Regions from separate parts of the Homo sapiens genome. Here region 2 is linked to region 1. Evidence: chromatin contacts called from ENCODE Hi-C or POLR2A ChIA-PET data. All regions are on one chromosome and are shown on one strand. The core of a region is the stretch at or near the end of the contact, and the rest is flanking DNA. Distances in the headings are between cores, read along the strand shown. Region 1 overlaps GSAP (gamma-secretase activating protein). Region 2 overlaps CCDC146 (coiled-coil domain containing 146).

Region 1 (7,919 bases), core at 3,176-5,675:
GTGAGCCACCCCAGCAAATTAATCAAACCTAAAGAGGTACCGTGGGAACCCCAACTTAAAGACAGTTGGTCAGAAGTTCCAGAGGTCTGGACTTGCACCTGTTATCTGGGGGTGTGGAGGGTAGTCTTGGGGACTATGTCCCCCAACCTGTGGGATCTGACACTGTCTCTAGGTAGATAGTGTCAGAACTGAATTAAAGGACACCCAGCTGGTGTCTGCTGCTTGGTACATGAAGAATTCCCACACATTTGGTAACAGAAGTGTTTTTCTGTGTTGATGATTATTGTTGCAGTGTGAGAGAGAGGGAAAACACAGTTTGGACAGAGTTTTTCCTCACACACTTACTAATTTAAAATAATAAAAAGAAAAAGACACTGCCATCCAGTGGAATCCTATGGAGTCATTAGAAATTATAAGTTTACATAGCAACATGAAAAAATGTTTACAATAACATAATTTCTAAAATTTATCTAATATCTGTAGATCACAATTACTACTGGGTAAAATATGCATACCTATAACAAAGGCCAAGAGGAAATGGGGGAGAAGAGACAGTTGGTACATTAGGAACTGTAGAATTATGGATGATATTTCTTTCAAAATTTTTCTTCACTGGTTTGTTGTCCATTAAAAAATTATGGTCCATCATGGTGGTTCACACCTATAATCCTAGCACTCTAAGAGGCTAAGGCAGGAGGATGACTTGAGGCCAGTAGATTGAGATCATCCTGGCAACATAGCAAGACCCCATCTCTACAAAAAAAAAAAAAAATAAGAAAAAATAAGAAACTGGATGGGTATGGTGGCTCATGACTGTAGTACCAACCACTCAGGAGGCTGAGACGGGAGGATTGCTTGAGCCCAGGAATTAGAGATTATAGTGAGCTATGATCATGCCACTGCACTCCAGCCTGGGCAACAAAGAGAGACCCCATCTCTAAAAATAAATAAATAAAAACACATTATGGATTTGGTAAGACTAGTAGAAAAGGCAGAAACAATAAACAATAAATAAAATGAATGGGTGGAATCTTTTAAAACACCTTTTAAACTATTAATAAAACCTTTCTTTTCTCTTCATCTTCATATGTTAGTAGGACTTCACAGTAGTCCCATGCTTTTGCCTGGAAACACAGATCATCAGTCTATTTTTAAGGGATTCTTCTTAGGACCAAAACCTAGAACCACTAACCTGGCCCCCGATCTACCCTCTCTTGCCCCCAGTGAATCACTGTGACCTAAAATGCCACAGCCTTCCCCCAGCTGTCCAGGCCCGGCCTGCCCTTCACAGATACAAAAGAATCAAATGGAAATAAAAGGCGTCAGCACCCTGAGCTCCCTGCTGCCAGAAGTTGAGATTTCCCAGTCTACCTCAAGCTATGATTAACAGGAGGCAATGCTAAATGCCAAAAACAACAAAGGAGCTTCAAGGAAACTGTGCTAAAACACTCCCCCTAGTTTTAACTACATACATATCCTTTTCTACTCACTCCACCCCATTCTCCTATGGTACTCCAAAACTATTGTGAAGCCACCAGGTTGCAGAAAGACACTAACAGCTACAGCTTAATGTTCAGAGGTTGATGAAGACCACATAGTGGGCCAATACAGATCACTCCTGAGAAACAAAAAAGCTGTTTTTACAACCAGAAGGAAATTAGATAATCCTAGCCCACATTACTTAATGGTTTTAAGACTGGAAATTCTGTGTGTGTGTGTGTGTGCACGTGCACGTGCGCAAGCTCATTTTGAGGGAGTAATAGTGCAAATAAAGTAAAAGCAGCTACCAGCCTCTCTAAAGATCATCTACAAGACCTCCCCCAGTACAGCCTGTTCTGAGGTACAGTGGCAAGTGCTGGTTCTGGAAGGTTTAAGTTGAGCACCGTAATTCTCTCCTATCTTCAGGAAACTTCCTTCAAAGAGCATTCCTGAGAATTGCCATAATACCATACTCAGTGATCACTCACCCATGTAGGAAGGATTCTCCAGAAAACCCACCCTACTGCCTTGCCCTCCCCTCCCCTGCCAATTTGCAATCCCTTTTGGAACCACCATAATACTCAGGCAGCAGAGCTTTAGTCATGTATCTGTACTTTTGTTTCTTGCTGTAAGGGACCTACCTTCATAAGAGGCAATGCAATGTCTTCTGTCACAAGAGTTATTCCAGGAATTTCCTATAGTGGGGAAAAACACACACACACAGCTGCTCAGTGTATGAACTACCACTAGCTCAAGCTTTCAGGGAGTGTTTTCTGCACAGACAGAAGCTGAGGGCAGCTTCCAGCTTCTAACCTCTACTTTAAATAAACCTTGGAGGGCATAAATAACAGTGAATATAGCCTATCTCTTGCCTCAGGAAAGGACACATTCTTTAAAGTCACAATTATAATAGGTGACAGGGTCTCTAAAGTAAAGGAAAAGACTATTACAAAGAAATAGAGAGCAAATAGGGTATTTTTATACATTTCTATTAAAGAACGAATGAGGCAAATTATGTTTGCACCAAATGTAACGATAAAGGGGAAATGTTTCATTATCAATACTCCTTCCTCTCTCTTCTTTCACTTAAATGTATTATAGTTGGCCCCTACCTCACTAGAAGGAATCAAGACTAACAGGATTCTTGCATGACTTGACTGGGTAATTTTTCTGTACCTCATTGTCCTCTGTAATTTCAGAGGTAGGAGCCCCCCATACCCAAAGGACTATAAATCATGCTGCTATAAAGACACATGCACACGTATGTTTATTGCGGCATTATTCACAATAGCAAAGACTTGGAACCAACCCAAATGTCCAACAATGATAGACTGGATTAAGAAAATGTGGCACATATACAACACCATGGAATACTATGCAGCCATAAAAAATGATGAGTTCATGTCCTTTGTAGGGACATGGATGAAATTGGAAATCATCATTCTCAGTAAACTATCGCAAGGACAAAAAACCAAACACTGCATGTTCTCACTCATAGATGGGAACTGAACAATGAGAACACACGGACACAGGAAGGGGAACATCACACTCTGGGGACTGTTGTGGGGTGGGGGGAGGGGGGAGGGATAGCATTAGGAGATATACCTAATGCTAAATGACGAGTTAATGGGTGCAGCACACCAGCATGGCACATGTATACATATGTAACTAACCTGCACATTGTGCACATGTACCCTAAAACTTAAAGTATAATAATTAAAAAAAAAAAAAAAGTTTCTGCAGCAGCCAGGTGCAGTGGCTCGCGCCTGTAATCCCAGAACTTTGGGAGGCCAAGGCTGGCAGATCACTTTAGATCAAGAGTTTGAGACCGACCTGGCCAACATGGTGAAACCCCGCTCTACTAAAAAAAAAAAAAAAAAAAAATTAGCCAGCCATGGTGGCAGGCGCCTGTATTTCCAGCTACTCAGGAGGCTGAGGCAGGACAATCACTTGAACCTGGGAGATGGAGGTTGCAGTGAGCTGAGACTGCACCATTGCACTCCAGACTGGACGACAGAGCAAGACTCCGTCTCCAAAGAAAAAAAAGAGTTTCTGCAGTGCTATCATCATGGCAAATCTGAAAGGTGAACAATTCATTTCAAGAAGGGCAAATGATAGCATTCTGCTAACTAGTGAGTGTTAAAACAGAAATTTAATAAAAGGATAAACTTTCAAGATTGCCTTTTATTCACTATTATTTTGAAAAGTGTATCTGTATGTTAATTATGTAATTAGCCTCTCATCTGGTCAAATCAGCTTTCATTTCCTTAAAAAAAAGTAGATAAGTATATAAGAAAATATTTTAGGAGATGTAATGTAGAAATAAAAATTGATATTTGTCTATAATTTAAATGACCGAGATTTTACTGATATAGAATATTCCTGTAAAAAAGGGTATCATGGGGACAGAGAAATAAGTTTTCAGAACATGCAAACAACTAAGTTCTTCAATGTGACAGTTGAAAGCCGTGATAAGAATCTATTGTGTGCTTCATTTATCACTACAGAGGATACCTCAAAAAAAATTAAAATTTCATTACAGTTTTGGTTATAAATAGCATTTTAAAAGAGGTATAGTTGTTTGCAAAACATAATTCAGGATTATCTATGTGTAAGGGCATCACATTTTCTATTATCTTAAAAAATCCAAGTCAGTTGTCTCCTACAAAAATGTGAAATCCATGTTTTCGCCTGTGGAAACTTTTTATTAAGGTTGTAGCATTAAGAACATTTGCAGATAAGAGAAAAATAAATGATTTGCATCACAGCTAATGATAAGCATAGACTGATAGATTTTCAAGATTAGAAGAGACCTTTAAGGTAACCTAGTCCAACCACAAGAAGTTTAAAGCAACATGGCAAACCCCAAGATTAGTTCAGTACAGGGAGGTTATAACCACAGGTTTCTTTATATCGCTCTTCTTGGACTTCCTGATGTCACCCTGTGCGTGTCCACAATAGCTGCTCCACCCTGCACAATCTTGAGAAGTGCAAAAGGGAAGCGTTACCCTCAGGGTGATATTCTCACACCACATCCAATTAACATGTGGCTCAGTCTTTTAACACAACCCTGGGAACCAGTGGTCCCAGCTGCCTCCTGGACACTTTGAACACAGGACATAACAGCAGGGGGTTGGTAAGGGAGGGAGCGGAGATGTGCATTTCCTGACTCTGGGGTGGTGTAACCTGCAGACTTCCTGCCATGTGACCACAGGGTCTGCATGTCTATTCACATGTGTTCCAAAAGAAAAACGTGGGTGCCTAGAGAGGGAACAAGTTCAGGCCTTTCTTTCCCTTAAATTCTAAGGTGGGGCATAAAAGTCTAATAACCACGACAGTAAAAGACAAAGAAAAGGCCTTTAGGAAAGCACTGCCACTGTGCATACCAAAAATTTAGAAATTAATCAAACACACTTGATACATCTTTTTTAAGGACTATATTTAGACAGGGTCTAAACATAAAGTGTCACCATTTACTCTAGTACATATTTTCCTATGACTGTGTTATTTAAATTCAATTTATTTTTCTAAGTACCTTTTTGATATAAACTTCTGCCTCAAAAGCAAGCATGTAGTTCTAATATCTAAATAAGAAACATGAGGCAGAACTTTTTCAGGCACAGCCTATGTACGGTTTTCACTTGCTGGGCCAGCAAAGCTCTGTCTACTGTACCATATTCAAGAGAAAATGAGCAGTGTTTTAGCTCAGCACATCCTAATTTAAAAGGAGGGAGTCAGAACCGACAGGGAGAAAAAGTCATTTGGGGTGAATGTGCCTAAGATTGCTGACTTTTACTGATCCTGAAGCTCTAGAGTTATTACAGACTTTTTAATGGGGCTGGAAAAAGGGGTCGTGAAGGTCCTTATCTACCAAGTATGATAGCAGCAATCCACCCATTCCTCACTTATAAAAACTCAGTACATATTTTAATCCACTCTAGTCACTTAGAAAATAAAAATACCATGATAGAGGTTTAGTTCTGCCTGGTAATAGGAAGAATAATAAATACCCTGTGTACCTGCTCCTTTGGTTTTACTGTTTTTATACAAATACTTTTGGCCAATAGCAGGGATTTGCTATTACTTTTCTGCCAAAAAAAATTCAACTGAGTTCTTTATCAGTCAAAACAGTAGTGAAATCACGACCTTGATGGCTATAAGAGAGGTGTCCAACAACTGACCCACAACTGTGAATTGATTTTATTTGCATACAGCATACACAGTGTTAACTTACTGTATTCCAAGTGAGCACTGAGGAATGTGGCAATAGTTTGTCCATGTTACTTGTCTCTGAATATACACTCCAGTATGAAGAAGCTGAGTAGATTTTTTTTGAAACAGGGGGAAAAAAGATGTGGTTTAATAAGATGATGACAGCATTGTAATGCAACCAAAACACGCAAACCAACAAAGTTTTCATTGTCTTATCCCTCATCCTCAAAACGGTAACCATCATGATTTTATCTACTGACTAAAATGTTCAGGTTCTGCTTTTTACAATGAGAAGAATAACTTAGTACCATATCTACCCAAATGACATTATATCATTTCATACGAAACCAGCCAACACAAAACTGGGCTAAGAAAGTTACATCTTACTGGAAAAAAAAATCACTAATAAGGTTATAGAATCAAGATCCTATCTTGTATCTCATCAATCTCTGTACAGCCATAGTTTCTTAGAAAACCACAAGAGAATGAAATTTAATTAGCTGCTGACTCCGATAGAGTTTTGTTTTTTTTTTTTAATGTGCTCCAAAGTAGCATTTGGACAGGTTGAGGCATTCACTATCAATTTACTGCTTTCCCTCAAGCAAAAAGGTCAAGTATTCAACTTAAGCTGCAACATCAGCAACACTTACCAATTATAAATTCCTGAATGAGGTCAAATGAATGGCAGGCAGAGACATTCTCAGAAATCCACTGAATAATCTTTAAAAAGTCAGACAGAACTCTGTTGGTATTTAAATCTGCTCTCTGCCTCCACTACCAAAGAAGTACAAATATACATGAATCTTTTGCATTCTATACCTATTTTAGAATTGCCTAAGAATATACTCACTTCTATACTATCTTCAAGATACATAATGCAATTCTGGGTAGGTAAAACGGTATTTTATAAGTGAGATCCTTTTTATACATCTTTTTAATAAATCTCCTTGGCTGGAAACCAAATAAACGTTCCTCAACCTAACGTTTGTGCAAGAATAGGTCATGTTATAGCAAAGCACCAGTGGAAAGAGCCGTGGGATACAGGAAAAAAAGAAAAACAAAACCACTAGGCTTGAGGGCAGCAGAGCTGGGTGTGAATTCCAGCTGGGTCCTGGGTGTGAATACGGACACACCAGTTAACCTTTGTGAGCATCACTGTACTGCCTCCTGAGGGAGGGATAATCCCTGCTATACCATCAACTCGCTCATCTCCATAATCATCCTCACCTGCTAGAGGAATGTTTTCCATCTCAGCACTGACAGATATTATAAGGCACGCCTAACCATGGTGCACACTTGCACTTCTGCTCCTACCAGTAAGCTGTTTAATTCAAAACCGATTTATGTTATTGTACTTATTTTCAAAATTAGGTAATACGATATTACTATCGACAAGTAAAATGTGGATGCAGAGAGTGTCATTGGGTCAGTAAAAGTTGAATGCTTTGTAAAGAGTCAAAGGCATGTCTCTAAAACACTAGAAAATTAGGTTTAGGGGAAACAACTAAAAAAGATTGGGTAAAAAATGCCTGGTATACACAGCTTGCTTTGTAAGGGTCTTTAAATTACTATATCCTTAGAAATAAAAATTTTTAAAAAGTAACAGGAAGTTAGAGGTAACTCATTACTAGTGCTTTTATGCATGAAAAATGATGTTGAACTTCAATTAGCAGATGCACAAAGAAAGGCTTGAGTCAAAACATGGGTGAATAATGTACATTGTTATGTTTCAGGTTAAAATAAAACGTCTAATGTCTTTTTTTTTTTTTTTGTAGTTAACCAGCCACTCTTTGATCTTAACCACATCTGATAAAGAGATTTTTCTGACTTCACAGGATAGCTGTAAAATAACACAGAATGCACGTGGAAGTACTTAATAAACTCTAATGTGAAATACAAATGTAAGCTATTTTTATTACAAATGTAATAAATATCTGCCACCAGATTTTAGTCCTTTTGATAATTATAGATCAAATACAGACCAGGAGAAAAAGTAGATATTTAAGAAACGCATTATTTACTGAGCTCTTCATTGAAATATTACTGACATAGCTAAACTTTTATTCCCAATATGGAAAAGGGGGTACCCAAAAGAACAGAAACACCCTGAGTGTGAGACCTGGTAGGGATCCATAAAAAAGCAGCGCAAAAGATGACGATGTCAGCAGCAAGGCCACACACCTCAATTAATTGTTACTAAATAAAAATAACTCCTGACCATTTTCAAC
Region 2 (7,919 bases), core at 3,841-6,340, 82 kb before region 1:
ATCCCATCCGCTTCATGTTCCATTTTCTCTCCCACATTTCCTTCCTTGGGATTAATCAACGTTTCATATAGTTCTGCTATCCTTGTTTTAGATATGCATCAGTTAGTTTTACATTCTATTTCTATTCTTTGGGTGGTTACCCTGAAGATTACAACAGTCATCTTTGACTTACTAGAGTCAAATATAAGTTATTTGTATTTTTACTACTTCCAAGACAGTGCTAATACCTTTGATGATTTTAACTTTACTAACCTTTGCAACTCTTATGCCCTCAAACATATTTTCACTCCAACTTTCCAAGTTATTCTTGTTGGAAGCATTGGTTTACTATAAGCTACTCCATCTTAGCCCGAAGCACAGCACGTTAGGATGTTAAATTGGAACTTTGGGCAAACACAGACCCTGTGGCCACCCCTCCTCAGTCATAGTAAGATTTATAGTAGACCGCAGTTATAATGTCCATTCAAAGTACTGACGGAAACCTCAGTGTAATGAGTAAGACTCTTAAAACCAGCAAGTGTTGCTTGTACTAATAAAACAATTCCTGTTTATTGATCAAATAACTGTTCAGTAAGATTTCTTTAAACAATGGGATAAAATGTATAATTACCTTTAATAACCAATTTTGGTAGTTATGGTAGTAAGTAAAGTTAATCCATTCAATATGCTTCTAATGCTGAATCATCAAAGCATTCTTAATATTGAAGAGTAAGGTAACCTAAATAGAAGCAATAATTTGTCTCATAAATTAATACTTCTTAGCTCAAGAAGGGTTATACATTGGTAAAAATCACAAGATTGGTTCTAAAAGACTACACACAAAAAAACAGACTTAGGTTCACTTCTACCAGAAAATCTAGATTAAGTACCATAGAAGGGACACATAAACCTAATACACAATGTAATCCTACTACTTCCACTTCTAGTTAAAATAGAAAACATTGTGATGGACCATCGTTTCTGCTATACCAGCCAGAAAGAAATCAATAAACTAAAAATCACATATTTTTAAGAGACATATGCAAGTAGGAAGTAAATTCCACAAAGGCATCATCACTTCCTGGTGAGCAGAAACAGGTGGCCTTTTGCCTCCCTGAGACATTTGCCAAGTCGAGACTTGGGCAGGTGGAAGATTTGCCTGCCATAGGCAGAAAGACTTTGCTGGGGTTAGTCAAAACCATCAGAGCTTTTAATGACCATGTGTGTTGGCATGACAAAGTGGAATGAATTACTTAACCAAAGACATCATACTGTCATGTAATATCACACATGACGGTATACCTCTGCATTTAAACATGGCTCTTATTGACTTCCACGTGGCACTGAAAAGAAAGAAAACCATGATTCCTAGGATTTTGCTCTGACACCATCATGTTGTAGGGGTTAGAATATCATGAGTCTGTGAAGTTATTCGCTTTCTAAACATAAGATCATGTCCAAGATTGTGACAATGACAAAATCCTCTTACCAAGTGAATATGACACTTTCTATATACTGTAATTTTTCTTTAATTATAGTTTTCTAGCAATTTCATCTCCCTTTGCTCTGATTTAAAAGTGGTTCTGCATTTTTCTCTCTTCATGACTCATTTCAGTGTTGAAGGCAATGATAACAACATACTATACTGAGAAGAGCTTCACCTTTGAGTCAGGCACAGTCAGGTTCAGATTCTAGATCCATTGAATTCCTACCTATGTTACTTGTTTCCAAACCTTTGAATTGGGATTATTGCAAAAAATGAGTGACTGCAAATGGGAAAGTGTGTGGTACCGAGAAGATACTCAGTAAATATTGCCTTCCTTCCTTTATACATATGAACTCTTTGAAAGGCTATAAAGTAAATGGTATAGTCAGAATGACACTGTGAATATGGCTATTTTATTCATATGGAGAAGATGACATCATCAGGCCCTACTGATAAACCCCGGAAATGCCTCTCAGTACCCACTCTGCATTACCTAAATGACTGCAGCTCTACACCAGCTGTTCTCCATAGGTCCAGCTCCTTTCATGTCCAATTTTTCCTCCATCTTAGCCCAAAGCACAAATTTATATTCTTAAGTGACACATTCATGTGTCACTCACCTGCTCAAGACATTCAATGGATCCTTAATTCACATAATCACAGAATGAAGGAACCAAGAGGAATCTTAAAGATCATACTCTAAAAGCAAACAGGTTTCATCTCAAATGCCAGCTCCCTCCATTTGGGGGTAGCTCCCTGTAGTGATGATAATGCAAAGGAATTTTTTTTTTTTTTTTTTGAGACAGAGTCTCAGTCTGTTGCTGAGGCTGGAGTACAGTGGCACCGTGTCGGTTCACTGCAACCTCTGTCTCCTCGGTTCAAGCAATTCTCTTGCCCTCAGCCTCCTGAGTAGCTGGGATTACATGCACCCACCACCAAGCCCAGCTAGTTTTTATATTTTTAGTAGAGATGGGGTTTCACCATGTTGCCCAGGCTAGTCTCAAACTCCTGACCTCAGGTGATCCACCTGCCTCGGCCTCCCAAAGTGCTGGGATTACAGGTGTGAGCCATCGCGCCTGGCCCAATATTGCAAAGGATTCTGAGGCCCAGTGCTGACTTGTCAGATAGAAGCTCTGTAGTTGATTGGTGATGTCTGCCCCAGGCATAGAAAGTTTGTCCATGTATTTCCCATTCCTAATCAAGTCATCTTCCTAATCAAGCGCTGTTTCTTCAGCCAGTTCTTTTGGTATATCTTCATACCCCAAGTAACATGCTTATGATGCTGCTACTTGAGTTTTCAGTTGTAGACTTGATCTTTTTTTTTTTTTTAATCACTATAAAAGATGAGGATTCAGCCCTCTTTAGACCCCTGTTCATCACAAATACATTTCTTGTCCCTCTGTATACACGGTATTCTCATGTCATAATTTTGATTAGTTCAGAATTTGTTATTATTATGAACATATAAAGGCTATTCGTGCCTGAGCCATGTGATATTATATAATTACCCTTACAAAATTTTGTGTTCCCAGGAATTTATAAACATCCTGTTTTTACACTTTTATAGTTTTCGGTGTGCTTATCAGTTCAATCCCAAATTCTTCTCCAATTATATAAATCTCCTCTCAGTATATTAAAACACATTTGATGGCCTATTCATTTACTCTTCTTGAAGAAATCTCTTCTAAGCCTCATCAATGACCTCTAGCCAAAGACTAACAGGAATACATCAGCAGTTGAATGCGCTGAGTTTATTACATATTGCAGCAAGGGAGAACACACGCCATGGAGAATTGTAGGGAGTCTCAATAGAGGGTATTAGAAAGGACTTACAGGATATGTGTCATGTGACTTGAGGAACGGTTTAAAGAAATGGGACTTTGCCCTGAATTAGGATGTTCTCAGGAAATGAGAGTAATTCTGTGGTAGAGTATCTTAAATTTTACCTAGAAAAAGAAAAGATTAGATGGAGACCAAAACTGTGATTGTTAAACAAAGCTATACAAGGGGAATTTATGGTATTTTGTGGCTTGGACAATGTTCATGTTTTTGTCTATGTTCAAATACAGTTATGGAGTGGCCTTGTTTTTGTCCTGATCCATCATGATTACAGAGGGGCTTTGTCTGAAGTTGATGTTCTGGGCAATTGTTTATGTTCAACAGGGGAATACCAAGGCCTACCTATGAGTACCAGTTCTGCTCCTGGATACCAGGGGCTGCCTTTTTCTTTCTCAGCCTTCTGACTTGTTCCAAAGTAGTCCATTTCTGTATGTGCTTACTGCACTGCTCTCATTCTAGGAGCCTTACTCCATCATCTTGCTGATGCCCTTCACCTCTCTTCCGACTCTATTTCATGGGTCTCATCTATTTTATTCTCTTAGCTTACCCCCTTTTGGAGGAGGGGACATGCCTTCCAGTAGCTTCATGAGAAAAATGTTAGTGAAAAAGTAATTGTTTAAGACTTTGTGTGTTGGAAATTGTATGTCAGAAGACCTTGCATGCTAAAAAATATTTTACCCTCACACTAGCCATACAGACAATTAGTGCTTTAATTGGATATGGAATTTTAGGTTGGAAATCATTTTCCCTCAGGAAAAAGGCATTAGATTAACTGCCTTCTAGCTTCACTATGAAGAAGATTTGATGTCATTCTAAATATTGATCCTTTATTTGAAGCCATTTTTTTTTCCATGCTGGGAAATTTGTAGGATCTCTTACTTGCCTCCAGAATTTTTACATTTTACAATGATGTTCCCATTGTATCCATCGTGTGGGGCACTGAATGGGTTCTCTGTCTATGGAAGTATATGTCCTTCCAAAGTTCTGATACTTTGTCTTGGATTATTTAATTTTGTCCATTTGATTTTCTCTATTCTGTCTTGGATTCCTTTTACGCAGATGTTGGACCTTCTAAAACAGTCCTCTAATTTTCTTTTTTCTTTTATTTTCCTTTCTTTTTTGTCATTTGACTTGCTAAAAGAGAAATTTCCTCAAGTTTTCCTTTCAACCCTTCTACTCTTTCATTATGCTATCATACTTTATATTTCCTTGTGCTCTCTTTGTTCTCTGGATGTTTCTTTTTCATAGTATCTTTAATCTCTTATCTCATTGAGGCTATTAATGATGGTTTCTTTTTCTTCTTCTTTTCCTAAATAAGACTTTTTCTCCGTGTTTTTTCTGTATTTTTCTTTTTTTGTTTTTGTCTCTTTCTTTTTAGAAACTTTCCTCCAATATATGGTAATTCTTGGCTATCTGCTTATATTTAAGCATGGGCTGCTATAAATCTAATTGGAAGCTGTCTGTGATGGTGAGGCTTGTCACTGTAGTTTGATCTGACTGGACACAAAATATGTGAGGCATGGCCTTTGACCGAAGAGGAGTTTGCAGTGGAATGCGCACAAGTTGTTCAGATTTTAACAAATATTATAAAAGCTATTTATATTATGACACTACTAGCTATTAAGTCCACAAAATAGCACCCATTGAATATAAAACTAAGCACCCATAGAATATAAAACTAACAGAAATTAAAGTGTATTAGAATCCTTTTCCTTTGTTGATTTTAAGAAAAATCTGGTTTTGTTCTAGTACAGTTTCAGTGAGAGACTAACTTCCTCTTTGACCCTGTGATTTATAATTAGCCCAGCCACTGCCCACAGCTGGCAGTACTTGAAAACAGGAGTGGGTCAGGCCAGGCACTCCCAGCCCAAGTGAACATTTTTTCAGACTTGCATGCAATCCAAAACTAAAAGAGATAAAAGGTAAACATGAAGAGCTCTAGCTATTCTTCAGAATGTATTTCCCCCCAGAGACAGTTGTTTGATTCTCCTATGGCGTTTGACTTGTACATAGAGACTCTCCCAGAAACTCAAGGTACAAGCCTCATGAAAGGTTGGAATGCTTTAGAAAAATATCAAAGTGTTAAGCTGAGGTTCACTGATATCAAATAATTGGGATATTTACAGCAACAAGTAATGTCTAATTTCTTAACTTTTATGAAAGTTACCGATGATTATTCATGCATTGAAAATGCCTGGAAGAACAGACACCAAAACTATTAATAGTGACTCCTGGGGAGTAGTACTTGAAGCAGCAGAGGTAGGAAGCAGATTTTTTTTTTTTTTTTACTTTACACATTTCTGTTGTTTGGTCACAATCACAATAAATACATTTTTAAATGTGAAATGCTACACTATAAAAACTAAAAGAACTATCATAAGCTTACAAAACCTGATATATGCAGTTTGGGGCTCAAAAGAAATGGAAAATATCTCAAGTAACTCCAGACCATGTAGTTAGAACTTTGATACTTGATAGTTATTTTCCTCCCACATTAATGGAGACTTCAGTCTAACTCCAGCCTATTTTCCAGATTACCTTGGGAAGGTTTCCTTTCAAGAGAAACACCTATTAGGTTAGGTTTGCAATTTGGCCTCAATGAGTAATAGAAACTCAACTATAATGATTTTGCTAAATAGGGAGTTGTTTTACTCACTTAATAAAAAGAGCACAGGTAGGCACAACCGGTTATTTCACATAATGAAAAGTCTAGGATCCTTTTAGCTCCCCTTTCAGTCAACCTTAGTGTGTACATTGTTTCTCCATGGTCAGAAAATGGCTATTCCACCTTAAGCATAAACTGGCAAAAGGAGGAGGAAGGGCAACGAGCAAAAGACATAAATGATTGCTGGCTTGGCCAGCTCCTTTTAACAGGAAAACAGCCACTTTCCCAGGACCCCTCCTCACAGACTTCCACTTACATTTCATTGGCTTGTCTTAGCTCATATGGGCACCCCCAGCTGCAAAGAAGTGTGAGGACTCCTGGATACATTGCAGCTCTGGAAAAAAAAAAAAAAAAACAGCATTCTGTTGCTGTCGTGGTTAATACTAAATGTCAATTTGATTGGCTTGAAGGATACAAAGTATTGATCCTGGGTGTGTCTGTGAAGGTGTTGCCAAAGGAGATGAACCTTTGAGTCAGTGGGCTGGGGAAAGCAGACCCACCCTTAATCTGGGTGGGCACAATCTAATCAGCTGCCGGTGTGGCTAGACTATAAACAGGCAGAAAAATGTGAATGAGAGACCGGCCTAGCCTCCCAGCCTACATCTTTCTCCCGTGCTGGACCCTTCCTGCCCTCGAACATCGGACTCCAAGTTTCTTCAGTTTTGGGACTCAGACTGGCTTTCCTTCCTCCTCAGCTTGCAGATGGCCTATTGTGGGACCCTGTGATCCTGTGAGTTAATACTTAATAAACTCCCCTTTTTATTTTATATATATATATATACACACACACTAATAGGAGATATATATATATATATATATATATATATATATATATATATATATATATATATATATGGAGATACAAAGAACCCTGACTAATAGAGTTGCTAAGATCAAGGTGGAGGGTAGCTATTGGCTAGGCAACCAGGAGGCTCTGCTACCAATGGCTTATCATGTCACCTCTTCCACAAGCCAAGCCTACCTAATTCCTGCCTGAAACTAGAGAGCTGGGCTTTACAGAGAATTTAAAATGGTATCAGAGAAGCAGTAGCCAGAGTTCAAAAATGAATACAATTTATTGAAGTATTGTTTGTGTTTCAAAATATTGGAAATAACCAAAGTGTCTAGACCTCAAGCCAGAAAAATCTGTCGAGAGCCTTTAGTTGACATAGTAGCTAGTGAGTGTGTTCTCATCATATTTTCTGTCGAAACCTCATAAGGGTTCCTGGGCCCTGTTATTCACGTTTACATCTGCCGACACCCGGGAGCTGAGCATGAGGACAGCCCACTCCAGGCACACCTGTAGCAGAGAATCAGACAGGGACCCAGGATGTTTGCTGGAGTTCCTCTATCCAGGAGGTCTTAACTTGACTTTCCTAAAGGAGAAATCAACACTTCCTTGATGAATATTCACATCTTCCAGGAAGGCTTTCCCAATTATTCAATTCTATACTGAGTTCTCCCTTTTCTGATCTGCTATAGCAATTTTATGTTTGTTAAGCCCACAACATTCTGTATATTGTCAGACATGTTTCACAAGACCACATCTCGTTTTCCTAAGTCCAGTGTGTGCATCTCAAGAGCTAGTGCTCCAGGGTAGGAGACCCAATGGAAAAGCAGGACATGGACACCTGAGGGTACAGAAGGTGCTACTGAAGATACCCTGATTCATGGATGATGGGGCATCCAAAGACACACTTTAGTGACTTTAACATAGCAGCATGATCCTCAAAAAGATCCTGTTAAGTAACCTTCAAATCACTAGACAGTGTGATATTCCTTTCTTGGGTCTAAATTTTGGCCATTATTCAACCTTAGGGCCTACAAGTGTGTGCTGTCACAGTAGGAACTGAACCACATCAGATTGGAGTCATGAGCTTTTGGTGTAAATAGCCAACTCTAAACTTGCTCTAAGTCAAGTAGGCTGGAAGCACCCCAAGATGACCCTCC

The links. A loop is a pair of places that touch in the nucleus more often than their neighbours do. ChIA-PET counts read pairs that join two places held with the same protein, here RNA polymerase II (POLR2A). Pooled maps may share reads with other maps.
Region 2: a loop to region 1 is called in a map with no recorded cell type, with 4 times the contacts of the local background. The contact joins two enhancer-like sites. A Hi-C loop is called at or near these places in 1 of 37 single-sample maps with no recorded cell type and 9 of 50 pooled maps. POLR2A ChIA-PET finds 5 or more read pairs at or near these places in 3 of 52 experiments (OCI-LY7, activated naive CD4-positive, alpha-beta T cell and endothelial cell of umbilical vein).

Annotation. Positions count from the first base shown.
Region 1 is chr7:77,347,231-77,355,149 of GRCh38, forward strand. GSAP (gamma-secretase activating protein) reads right to left here. Exons shown (of 31, transcript NM_017439.4): 17 at 6,342-6,411; 18 at 5,714-5,796; 19 at 2,121-2,174. Among named protein-coding and RNA genes, the nearest start is that of GSAP, 65 kb to the right of the region's middle. RefSeq lists an enhancer at 803-1,377. Within about 2 kb of position 4,426, at least 13 of the 41 ENCODE cell types and tissues checked have a DNase peak (open chromatin) inside an H3K27ac peak, as active enhancers do.
Region 2 is chr7:77,264,746-77,272,664 of GRCh38, forward strand. The region is part of intron 9 of CCDC146 (coiled-coil domain containing 146); the gene reads left to right. LOC102723791 (a long non-coding RNA gene) reads right to left here. Exons shown (of 6, transcript XR_927688.3): 3 at 611-718. Among named protein-coding and RNA genes, the nearest start is that of CCDC146-AS1, 20 kb to the left of the region's middle. RefSeq lists a silencer at 6,849-7,031. Within about 2 kb of position 5,091, at least 6 of the 41 ENCODE cell types and tissues checked have a DNase peak (open chromatin) inside an H3K27ac peak, as active enhancers do.